Linked DNA regions of Homo sapiens: region 2 is linked to region 1. The links are chromatin loops, found by intact Hi-C in ENCODE. Cell type or tissue: CD14-positive monocyte. All regions are shown on one strand. Links, peaks and the distances in the headings refer to the core of each region. The heading gives the core; the rest is flanking DNA. Region 1 overlaps BLACE (B cell acute lymphoblastic leukemia expressed). Region 2 overlaps INSIG1-DT (INSIG1 divergent transcript).

What was found. A loop is a pair of places that touch in the nucleus more often than their neighbours do. Peaks named below come from ENCODE experiments on the same cell type or tissue, not always from the same donor. Only the 100,000 strongest peaks of a DNase experiment are listed, where the experiment ranks them.
Region 2: a loop joins it to region 1, with 2.9 times the contacts of the local background. A loop is called at or near these places in 28 of 110 quality-filtered maps.

What each region holds. Positions count from the first base shown.
Region 1 is chr7:155,354,569-155,359,935 of GRCh38, reverse strand. BLACE (B cell acute lymphoblastic leukemia expressed) reads left to right here. Exons shown (of 6, transcript NR_103545.1): 5 at 1-36; 6 at 1,156-2,948. Among named protein-coding and RNA genes, the nearest start is that of BLACE, 11 kb to the left of the region's middle. In CD14-positive monocyte, for the core only: CTCF peaks have their summits at 2,827 and 3,028 (motif pointing right); DNase peaks (open chromatin) are centred at 1,425, 2,255 and 3,045; H3K4me3 peaks cover 1,874 bases; H3K27ac peaks cover 2,566 bases.
Region 2 is chr7:155,288,867-155,294,233 of GRCh38, reverse strand. All of the region lies in intron 1 of INSIG1-DT (INSIG1 divergent transcript), which reads left to right. Among named protein-coding and RNA genes, the nearest start is that of INSIG1, 6.3 kb to the left of the region's middle. RefSeq lists a cis regulatory region at 2,680-3,279. In CD14-positive monocyte, for the core only: no CTCF peak of the experiment used is centred there; a DNase peak (open chromatin) is centred at 2,983; H3K27ac peaks cover 458 bases.

The DNA of each region.
Region 1 (5,367 bases), core at 71-5,070:
GGTGCAGGGCGATCCTCCCTGCAGACTTCAGAGGGGGTGAGGCCCTGACACCCTCATCTAGGACTTCCAGCCTCTAGAGCTGAGAGGGAAGGAATGTCCACTGTTAAAGGTGCCCAGTCTGTGGGACGTCATTCTGGTGGCCACAGGAGACTCATACAGCGCTTGGAGGAGGGGGTCAGTGGACAGCCAGAAGGGCAGCAAGGCCAGCAGCTCCAGAGCTGCCACCTCCGCTGTGGCATCACTTTGCTTATTTTGGTGCCCGTGTGTCCTCACCTGTCTGCCCTGAGGGGGGGGAAGTGCAAAGCCCAGGGATGGGGGGAAGTGAGTGAGGATGCTGCAGCCTGCCCTGCTTTTCCTTCCAGCCACTCCCCAGCCCCAGCCCCCACCTAAAAATACCTCCCCGGGCCTGCCTTGGTGTTTTGAGAATGTCGTGCCCATGTGGCACGGTCAAGTCATGTGGCCACAGGAGGGGATGAGGAGGAAGTTTAGTGCACTCTGGGCCATGGTGGGGGGTGCCAGGGCGGTCAGGAGGCAGCAGACAAGAGCAAGGGGAGTGCCTGGGCAGGAGTGGGGCTTCCGTGAAAAAGGAAGGGCAGGGAGGTGTATGCTTTAGGACTGGCCAGTTGGAATCATCTCAGCAGGTTTGGCTGTGGGTGGGGGTGGTCCCTAGTCACCCAGGACCTGGCGCTGTGATGGTCAGGGCAGGGGAATATCGCCCGGGGAGTTTAGGGCCAGAGAGAGGAGGTATGCTGGCTAGTTTGCGTATGAAAGGCATGCTCTGAGCCCTCGCTGTATCAGAATTGGCCAGCCCCTGGAGGGGCAGGCTCTCCCCAGCCAGAAAGCTTTTCTAAGATGTCAAAACATAATACACAGAAAATTTAGAAAATATATACAATACACACAGGTATTACTCTCACGGAGACCTGCAGTGGGCGGGGCTGCAGAGCCAGAGCTCGGGGTCACCTGTGCCCCCTGAGTCCCCGGCATCTCAGTGGTGACTTTGGCCAGCACAACGTGGGCTGTGGAGCTGCAGAGCTCTGCCTCTCCGTGGGGCGGGCGTGCAGGCTGGTTCCGAGGGCAGCGCAGGGGCTGGGGCAGGAGCCCGGCCTGTGATGATGGGGGGCTTCAGTTTTGTCTGCAGAGCTCTGCTTGCAGGTGCCCGCAGTGCAGAGACCACAGGGGTCCCCGCGCCGCCGGATGCCCGAGGATGTGAGACTGTGCACCATCTGCCCGCTGCCCGCTGCCACGTCCGTGTGCTCGGGGCAGGGAAGAGCTCAAGCCAGTGACCTTGAAAGAGGGAACACAGCTGAGAAACGTGTCAGATGCCCTTCCGGGCTGGCGGCGCTGGCTGCACATCTGTCTGGAGTGCGTGGATGCCAGAAGTCACTGTCCATGGGGTGACAGCGCAGCCTGGAGCTGATGAGAGGCTGGGTGCGCGCTGCACGTCTCCAGCAGGTCCCCACAGCAGGCTCTGCTGCAGGCATCTGGGCGGAACTGAGACTGGACAGACCGAGGCTGCCAGCAGAGGGAGGGGCAGGAGGCCTGTCCCAGGGAGGCACAGAGGGGGTGCGGCAGGGCCTCCCCCAGCCTCTCCCTCGCCTGGCACCCCCACCTTCCCTCCTTTCCTCGTGATCGCCTTCCCTTCCCTTTCCTTTCTTCTTCCCTTCAGAAGGAGGAGCTGTGGGCAGAGGGACTTTGGAAAGCATGGCGTTACTTACCTTTCACACCTCTCAGGGCTTACGCCATCCTCCTGCGAATGATGAAAGACATCATCCCTGCCTCCAGCTGGGCCTCGGAAGAGAGCACTGATTTACAGAACGGGAGCTTTCCCCTTAGCGTGGCCCCCAGGTCAGAGTTTCCCAGACGGAGGGCCTTGGAAGATTGGCTTCTCTCGGTGTTTCTGGCAGACCAGGCAGAAAGTGAGGGGCAGCTCGTGTTGGAAAGAGTTCGGGACACGCCGCCACCCGTGACCTCTCCTAGAGGTGACGGCATATGTGTGAGCAGAGGGAAGGCTCCGAGCAGCCCCGGAGGAAGTACACATGCGTGGCTTTATCTAACCAGACATTTCCCTTGGAGTCCTTTCCCCCACGGAGGGTGGACTGACACCTCAGAACCCTGTGTTCTGGAGACCCTGGGGGGATCCTCCCTGGCAGCCCTGCGGGGAAACAGTCTCTGGGTGCAGAGCAGCGGTGCCTGTGCTTTTTGTGTTTATGAGTCACTCATCGAGCAGTCTTTGCCCAATGAAAGGTTTGAGGAGCTGTTACTTGGGCCAAGTCCTGGGGAAGTGATGAAATAGAGACGGTTTGTCTTCAGTGCTGGCAACCTCCCCTTTTTAGTCACTTCTTTCCTGTCTCCAGAGAGGGTTTCCTCTCTGGTCATCCACTTGCTCAGGCATCAGTGTTCTGATTCTGCCCAAACTTTCCTCTCTTTTAAATTATCCTTCATGGCTAGGATGGGAGTACTTGTTTATACTAATGTGTAAATGACTAACCAGCTAATATTGCTTATATTCTGTGTGGGCAGGAGGCTTTGCATAGGCCTCTCACATGTCCCGAGGTTTGCCTTTAGGCAGAGGACCGTCTCCTCTGACAGCGTTAACTTAATGCACCTGCTACGCTTAATGAATACTTAGGCTTGATGAATACGCAGATGCGCCAGATCAGTTCTGGGTAAAGGACAAACACCGTGAGCAGGACAGGTGGGGTCTGGAGGGGGAGGCAGATGCACCAAGGCAAGGGGAAATACCTAAAGACTGTTAGTGTCAGCACAGCGTCGCTTCAGGCCGAGTAAGCAATGCCCATCCAGAAAGTGGCAGATGGTGGCGTGTGGAGCAAGACATGGAGAGAGAAGATGAAAGATGCTCAGATCGGGGCTCGGCAAACTTTCTCTACAAAGGCCAGATGACAAATAAAGGAACGGTGGCTGTGTGGGCCACCCAGGGCCTGCCTGAATCATTGTCTTTGTTTTCTGACAACCCTTCAGGGATGTAGGCACCACAGTCGGCTTGCCTGGGGCCGCCTTTGGCCCAGCTCCCTGGCTAGACGATGGAATTTTGCCCACTGGAGGGCACTGTTTTTAGAGAAAGTTCCTGGTTTCCTTCAAAGGAATTAAAACACAAATGTAAAACGTATTGGTGGACGTCCAGGCAGGAGAAGGAGGCAAGTTCCTGTTGGCAGCTGTGGTGGTGAGTGTCACCTTGTCATGCTTATAAGCTAATATTGCTTATATTCTGTGTGGGCAGGAGGCTTTGCATAGACATCTCACATGTCCTGAGGTCTGTCTTTAGGCAGAGGACTGTCTCCTCTGACAGCGTTAACTCAATGTACCTGCTACGCTATTGATAGTATAAATAGTAGATACACTATTTATAGTGTTTAACACCTATAACCAATTGCCTTTCAGTAAACAGATGGCCCTCCACAGCGTGGGTGGGCCTCACCCAATCAGCTGAAGGTCTAAAGGCAAAGACTGAGGTCTCCCTAGGGAGGAGGAATTCTGTCTCAAGCTGATAATGTAGGAACCCAGCCAGAGTTCCCCACTGGCTACCCAGCAGAACGCGGGCTCAGGACCTCAGCATCAACTCTTACCTGAATCTCAGCCGGCAAGACTGTTCAACAGATTTCAGTCCCGCCAGTCCCCACAATCAGTGAGTGAATTTTTGTTAAAATAAATATCTCTCTTCCTCTTGACAAAGATACAGACATATAGATGTGTGCACGTTTGTGTGCACACACACACACACACACACACACACCCTATTAGCTTTGCTTCCCTGCAGAACCCTGCCTAACAGGCAGCTTAGACAACAGCTGTTAGTCCAAATGATGTATTGTAAATCATATGGGGGTGTTGAACCTGCACACCGCAGGCAGGAGAGTCCGGGGCTGCTGGGCAAAGCAGTGTGGCAGGGGCTGGAGCCAGGACCAGCCTTGCCCCTCACGGCCACGGAAGGTTGTGCAGCCTGGCTGAGGGGCACTGCCTCCTGCAATTCAGGGACCAGGTGCCTCAGCCTGTCAGGAGGAGGGGCAAGGGGAATGCTACAAGAAACGCTCCTTTCCCCTCCGCCGTCCTGGTGGTCTAGAAGGTGGATCCCTGACCCCAAATACTAGGCCCATCATATGTTGTTCAAAGGCTTTGAACCCAGATTCAAGTTCAGCTATCCCTGAGCAGGTCCCGTCCTGTCCTTTGAAGTCAGCTTTTCTTTTCTCAAGTATGTTCTACTGTAGAACCGAGAAAAGGGTGCAGGCCCAGGGTTTGTGTTCAGTGTGGCAGAGACGGCAGGTGTCCCTTTAGTCAGGGAACTACATGTTAGGGGCACACATTGCCATCTCCTCTGCAGTTAGGTGAGGTCTAAGGGCTACACTTTGGAGAGTGGATGGTAAGTGGATGGAATCTGCTCTTGTTCCACTGTCCTGTGGACTGGCGGTGGCCGTCTCCACCGGGGGCAGCCTTGGGGACAGACCCCCAGTCACGCAACCTCGACTTTTACTTGAGAGACAAGTCCCAGCCTTTCTGCCCTCTGGGGGGCTCGCCTGGGGGTGCCCTGCCTGGCTCGCCAGCCCCTCCCATCTTCTGCATCTGCTGGCACCTCGGTGGGGATTCTGTGTTGGCTGAATAGTGAAATGGGACCTGAAGCAGGGCACACTTGCTGGGTACCCTTGGGAAGGCGGGATCGATGGGGCAGGGCCAGGGCTCAGGCATGTGATGTCACGCCTCCCAGGTGCCCCCACTATTCCTTTTGTCCATCATCATCATCATCATCTTCGTCTTGGGCTTCTGTGACCCTGGTGAGCTCCCTGCCCCATGTCCCTGCCTTCCCAGCAGGAGACAGGGGCTGGGCAGCACCAGAAACACACAAGCCCTGGGATTCCCAACCTTCTGTCCTGCCCTCGGGCTCCATGCCCACAGCCTGAGCGTGACAGGATGTGTCTGACAGCATGAAGGGATAGTGTGCCTGTGTGTGCAAGTATGTGCACGTCATGTGTGTGCAAGTGTATCACATATGTGCGTGTGTGCATGTGAATGTGTGTGTCGTGTGCGTGTGTGCCTGCATGGCATATTGGTGCATGCAAGTGTGTGCATGTCTTATGTGTGTGCAAGTCTGTGTCATGTATGTGCATGTGTGTGCACGTGCGTGTGTGCATGCCGTGTGTGCGTGCAGGTGAGTGTGTGTGCACGTGTGTGTGCATGCTGTGTGTGTGCGAGTGAGTGTGTGTGAGTGTGTGCATGCCATGGGTGTGTGCAGGTGAGTGTGTGTGCACGCAAGTGTGTGTGCATGCCGTGTTGTGCATGCCGTGTGTGTGCGAGTGTGTGCGCACCTACATGGTGTGTCTGTGCATGCAAGTGTGTGTGCATGTCTGTGTGTGC
Region 2 (5,367 bases), core at 280-5,279, 66 kb after region 1:
ATGTTTAATCATTTGAGGAACTGCTGGACTTTTTCCAAAGCAGCTGCATGATTTTAAACCTCCATCAGCAGGGTATGAGGGTTCTGATTTCTCCACATCTTTGCCAACACTTGTTATTCCTTGAGTTTTTGATTCTAGCCATCTCAGTGGATGTGAAGTGGTATGTCATCGTTTTCAAAAGCAGAATAGTGTTTGTCTATGAAGGGAAGTGCCTTAGCTTACTTGCCATGAAAGCACAATCCCCCAAGAGTGAGGGAAAGAGGTGAGTGAAGCAGTGAAGGAGAAGCTATGGTGAGGGTCACCTCACTGAGCCGACCATGGCTGTTGCGTGACATGTGGTTGCTAGTCACACAGGGTACCTTCTGTACAGGCTGTGGAGACCCACCATGCCTTGCAAGAACAGTCCTTTGGGGGAAAAGAAAGAAAAGAAATGCATCTGGTAGCTCTCTATCTTCCGTCTCTTACTGGCCCCAGTTTACCCCTCCTTCATTAACTCTTTCAGTTTTCCTGATTCTAATACAGTCATACACTGCACGATGACATTTCCATCAGTGATAGGCTGCATATACGATGGTGGGCCCATGTAATGCCATATGTTTACTGCACCTCTTCTACGTTTAGATATGTGTAGATGCACACATCCTCGCCATTGGGTTCCACTTGCCCACAGTATGCAGTACAGTCACATGCTGCACAGGTGTACGAGGAATGCCCTCCAGCCTAGGTGTGTAGTGGGCTCTACTGTCTCAATTTATGTAAATGCACTCAATGGTGTCTGCATGAAAAATCTCCTAACAATGCATTTCTCAGAATACATGCTCGTTGTTACGCGACACATGACTATACTCAGCCCCACGCTGCGGCTGATGGGACAACCAGATTCCACAGCCAACAGTGGACTCATCCTCAGAGCCCCAAGTGGTAAGAAGACCCCAGAGCTGCTTCTGCAAGTCAAGTTGGTCAGACTGTCCATGCCTATATTGATCACTGGAAAGGGGAGTAGAACAGTTATGATTGGCAGAGAGATGACCCTCCAATGTGAAGAGCTGTTGGTGAATCCATCGCAGAGACCACTGCAGATGGTGACTCTGCATTGGAGTGGAGGGTGGGCCAAGGCAGACTGTGTAGGATGAGAAGTCAGTGTGCCTCGTACAGCCCTGAGGCTGGAGCAGAGGAAAGGGGCTGCCAGGGGCAGTGGCAGAAGGTCCAGTAAGATAGGAAGAAAGTGTGCGACCAAGAAATCCGGGGGGGGGATGTTCTGGAAAGGAGAAAGTGGCAGCCATGGCATGCAAGACAGAGACCAATCATGTCTGGGGGTCCTGTGATGTGGTCAGCAGGAAGCTCGGTGTGAGTGGCCTGAGTCACGGGGGAAGCTGCGCTTCCATGAGATAAGGAGACAAGGAAAATGAGGCTGCCAGTGAAGATCCCTCTGGAAGGGGTCTGGCTGTGAGAAGGAGGGGAGAGATGATGGAAGCTGGAGGAGAGAGTGATGGGGAAAGAGTTTAGTTTGTCTGTCTGTTTGTTTGTTTATTTTGAGACAGAGTCTTGCTCTGTCAGCCAGGCTGGAGTGCAGTGGCTCGATCTCAGCTCATGCAACCTCCACCTCCCTGGTTCAAGGGATTCTCCCTCCTTAGCCTCCCACTCAGGATTACAGGCACCTGCCACCACACCCGGTTAAGTTTTGTATTTTTGTAGAGACAGGGTTTCACCATGTTGGCCAGGCTGGTCTTGAACCCCTGACCTCAGGTGATCTGCCCGCCCAAAGTGTTGGGATTACAGGCATGAGCCACGGCGCCCAGCCTGTTTTGTTTTAAAAAATGAGAGACGTGAACAAATATAAACGCTGATGGACCCAGTAGAAAGATTGAAGAAGAAGGGCAGGGCGTGGTGTCTCACGCCTGTAATCCCAGCACTTTGGGAAGCTGAGGCAGGTGGATCACGAAGTCAGGAGTTCGAGACCAGCCTGACCAACATGGTGAAACCCCGTCTGTATTAAAAATACAAAAATTAGCCAGGCGTGGTGGCACATGCCTGTAATCCCAGCTACTCGGGAGGCTGAGGCAGGAGAATCGCTTGAACCCAGGAGGTGGAGGTTGCAGTGAGCCGAGATTGCTCCATTGCCCTCCAGCGTGGGTGACAAGAGTGAGACTCTGTCTCAAAAATAATAATAATAAAATAAAGAAAGACTGAAGAAGAGGGAGTGAGAGCAGGCAGTGGAGAGTGAGGTCCCTGAGGAGAAGATTAGAGGAGGAGATTGGTGTCTAGGACCAATCCTAGTGGGGATTCCTGGGCAGGCACACCCTCTACTGAGGAAGTAGGTGGGAGAGATGGGGGCGGTGTGGTGGGGTCGCCTTCCCCTCAGGAAGTTTCTGTCATTTCTGAAGAAGGAGGAGAGCTCCTGAGTTAAGAGGGAGACAGGAGCGATTGGAAACTGGGAGTGTAAACCCTTTGGTGTGGAGTGCCTGGTGGAGGTTTGTGATGGCGACTTCACAGGGCCCAATCTGCAGGGTGGCGTGGGAGTTCTTCTCTACGACACTCCAGGCTGGGTAGCAATGGCAGAGCATTCGAGGGGCCTCTAGAATTGGTTTTTTCCTGGTGGTGCCAAGGAGGGGCAATGGAGCAGTGGAGGGCAGGTTAGCGGCAGGCGGCTGGTGGCGTCATGGAACCTGGGTCAGGTGAAATGGAGGTGAAAGGAGTATGCCGGGAGGAAGAGGGCCCCACAGAGGGAAGGGTCAGTGTGTAGAGGCTTGCCCTATGTGAACACTGGGTATTGGCCCTACAAGGGTAGCAATATTCATTGATTAATGCAACCCAAGCTCCCACAGATTCATTACTGGATGGGTGATCTGAAGGCGAGAGCCTGGGCAGGAGGAGGCTGTGTGGGCACATGGCGTCAGGGGAGAGCCACTGCAGAGGGTGGCAGTCCCCACGATGAGCCTGGGATTGGGTGGCTGGAGTGGTGTGGAGTGAGTCACCAGGGCCAAGGAGGTCAGGGAACCCAGAGGCGAGGCCTTGGATGAGTCATGCTTGAGTGGGACGAAGTCCTCAGCACAATGACAGGTTTGGGATATGGAGACAGACTGTGTGTCAGGTGTCTGAGTCCCTGGGGAGTGAAGGCAGCAGATAGCAGTGGCAGAGGGGGTGCACTGGGTGGGATGGTGTGCCCCCAAATTCATGTCCTTCTGGGAACCTCAGAATGTGACCTTATTTGGAAATCGAGTCTTTGGAGATGTAATGAGTTAAGATGAGTTCCCACTGGAGTAGGGTGGGCCCAAATCCAACATGACTGTTTCCTCCTAAGAAGAGGAGGTGAGACCCAGAGACAGACATGCAGGAGAAGCCGTGTGAGGACGGAGGCGGACATGCGCCATGGTTTGCTGGGAGCCACCAGAGGCCGGAAGGAGTAAGGAAGGATTGTCCCGTAGGGCTCTCACAGGGAGCAGGGCCTGGAAACACCTTGCTTTCAGCCTTCTGTCCTCCGGGACTGGGAGGGATGTGGAGCATGGAGCAGGAAGGAGTGAGGGGCGGAGGGGCCAGGGGCTTGCCACCTGTGTGGTCATGTCAGGCCTTGGCCCCACGGTCGGTGGCTACCACCCAAAATATAGACACACCATATAATCTGTGTTACTCAATTTCACGGCACCTGAAAGATGAGTGTTCTCTCTATCTGGTGAAGAACGTGAAGAAATGGAGTCCTGAAGCAAGCAATGTGCTCAAAGCTGTGACAATGCTGAGGGGCAGAGCAGGGGTTCAGATCCAGCCTCCCTGAGTCCATAGCTGGGCTCCCCGCACCCCCATTGCTCTCACCCCTGGAGTTCCTGCTGTGCCCCAGGCACTGTGCTAGAGATACACAAGGGCTCTTGCTGCATGGTCCTGGAGCTGCTCACAAACTAATGGGGGAGAAGGACCTAGGAGGAGGCTCCCGGCACTGCTGTGACAAATGACCACAAACACGGTGGCCCTGCACAGCACGCATGTGTCATCTCAGAGCTCTGGGGGTTGGGTGCCTGAACTGGGTTTCGCTGCAGTAAGATCAAGGCGCTGGCAGGCTGGGTTCCTTCTGGAGACTCCAGGGGGTCTGTTCCCTCGCCCTTCCCAGCACCCAGAGGCTGCCTGCCTTCCCTGCTCATGGCCCTGTCGTGGTATCACTCTGGCCTCCTGCTCACTTCGAAGGGCCTGGAGTTAGGTGGGACTTGCCTGAATAACCCAGGTAGTATGAGCTGAGTGTCTGTGTCCTCCCAAATTCATACGTTGAAAGCCGCACCCCAAGGCAATGGTGCCAGGAGGTGGGGCCTTTGGGAGGTGCTGAGGTCATGAGGGTGGAGCCATTGTGAATGGGGTCGGGGCCCTGAAGAGAGAGCCCCAGAGAGCTCCCTGGCCCCTTCACCATGTGAGGATGCAGGAGAAGGCGCCATCTCTGAACTAGAAAGTGGCCCTCGCCAGACACTGTCTCCCAGTGCCCTGAGCTTGGACTTCCAGCCTCCGGCACTGTGAGAAATGAATATCTGCTGTTTATAAGCCCAGTCGCTGGTACTTTGTTAGAGCTCCCCGCATGGGCTTAGACACCAGCAGAATCTCCTCATCCCAGGATCTTTAATCGAGTTTGCAAAGTCCCCTCACCATGTAACATCACACATTCACGAATTCCAGGGATTAGACTGTGGACTTTTGGGAGCGGACTGATATTCTGCCTACCACAGACATGAAAACATCATTTCGATGCATTTTGGTGATTTTTATCATAGAAATTCATAGACAGGCGGTGCTATGGAAACACAGAAGAGGGACAATTAGAAAATGCCTCTCAGGAGATGTGACATTTGAGCTCAGTCTCGAAAGATGAATTTGTCACCCAGAGAAGGAGCAAAGCCATTCCAGCAGAGGAACAACTTGCGCAGAGGCGTGAGGCCCTCGGGGGATTCTGAGCACGTGGGAGACAGAGTGGAGAAGTCAGCTGGGCTGAAGCCTGGGGACAGGCTAAGCAGCTTAGCCTTTGTCCCGGGAGCTGGTGTGGCTAAGTCTTTTTTGATCATCTGTTTCAGTTGGCTGATGTTTACCTTGTTCTCCCCAATACATATATCAATGTATTTACTACATATATATATATATATAGCTGTCCTCATATCTTATATGCACTACATGATATATTATAAATAGATATTTAATTACAGAGCCTCTTGAATTTTAGCCGAACCAGCTAAAGACTGGGCACCAGCTAGACTGAACTTCTCAGCGGTTGGTGTGGCCATGAGCCTAAATTTGGGCCAGTGGGCAGTGGGCAGGTGGGTTGTTTGCAACTCCCAGTCACTCTCTGAAGATGAAGGCGCTTCCCTGGACTCCCTCTTGATCTCTGTTTTTTCCTCCAGC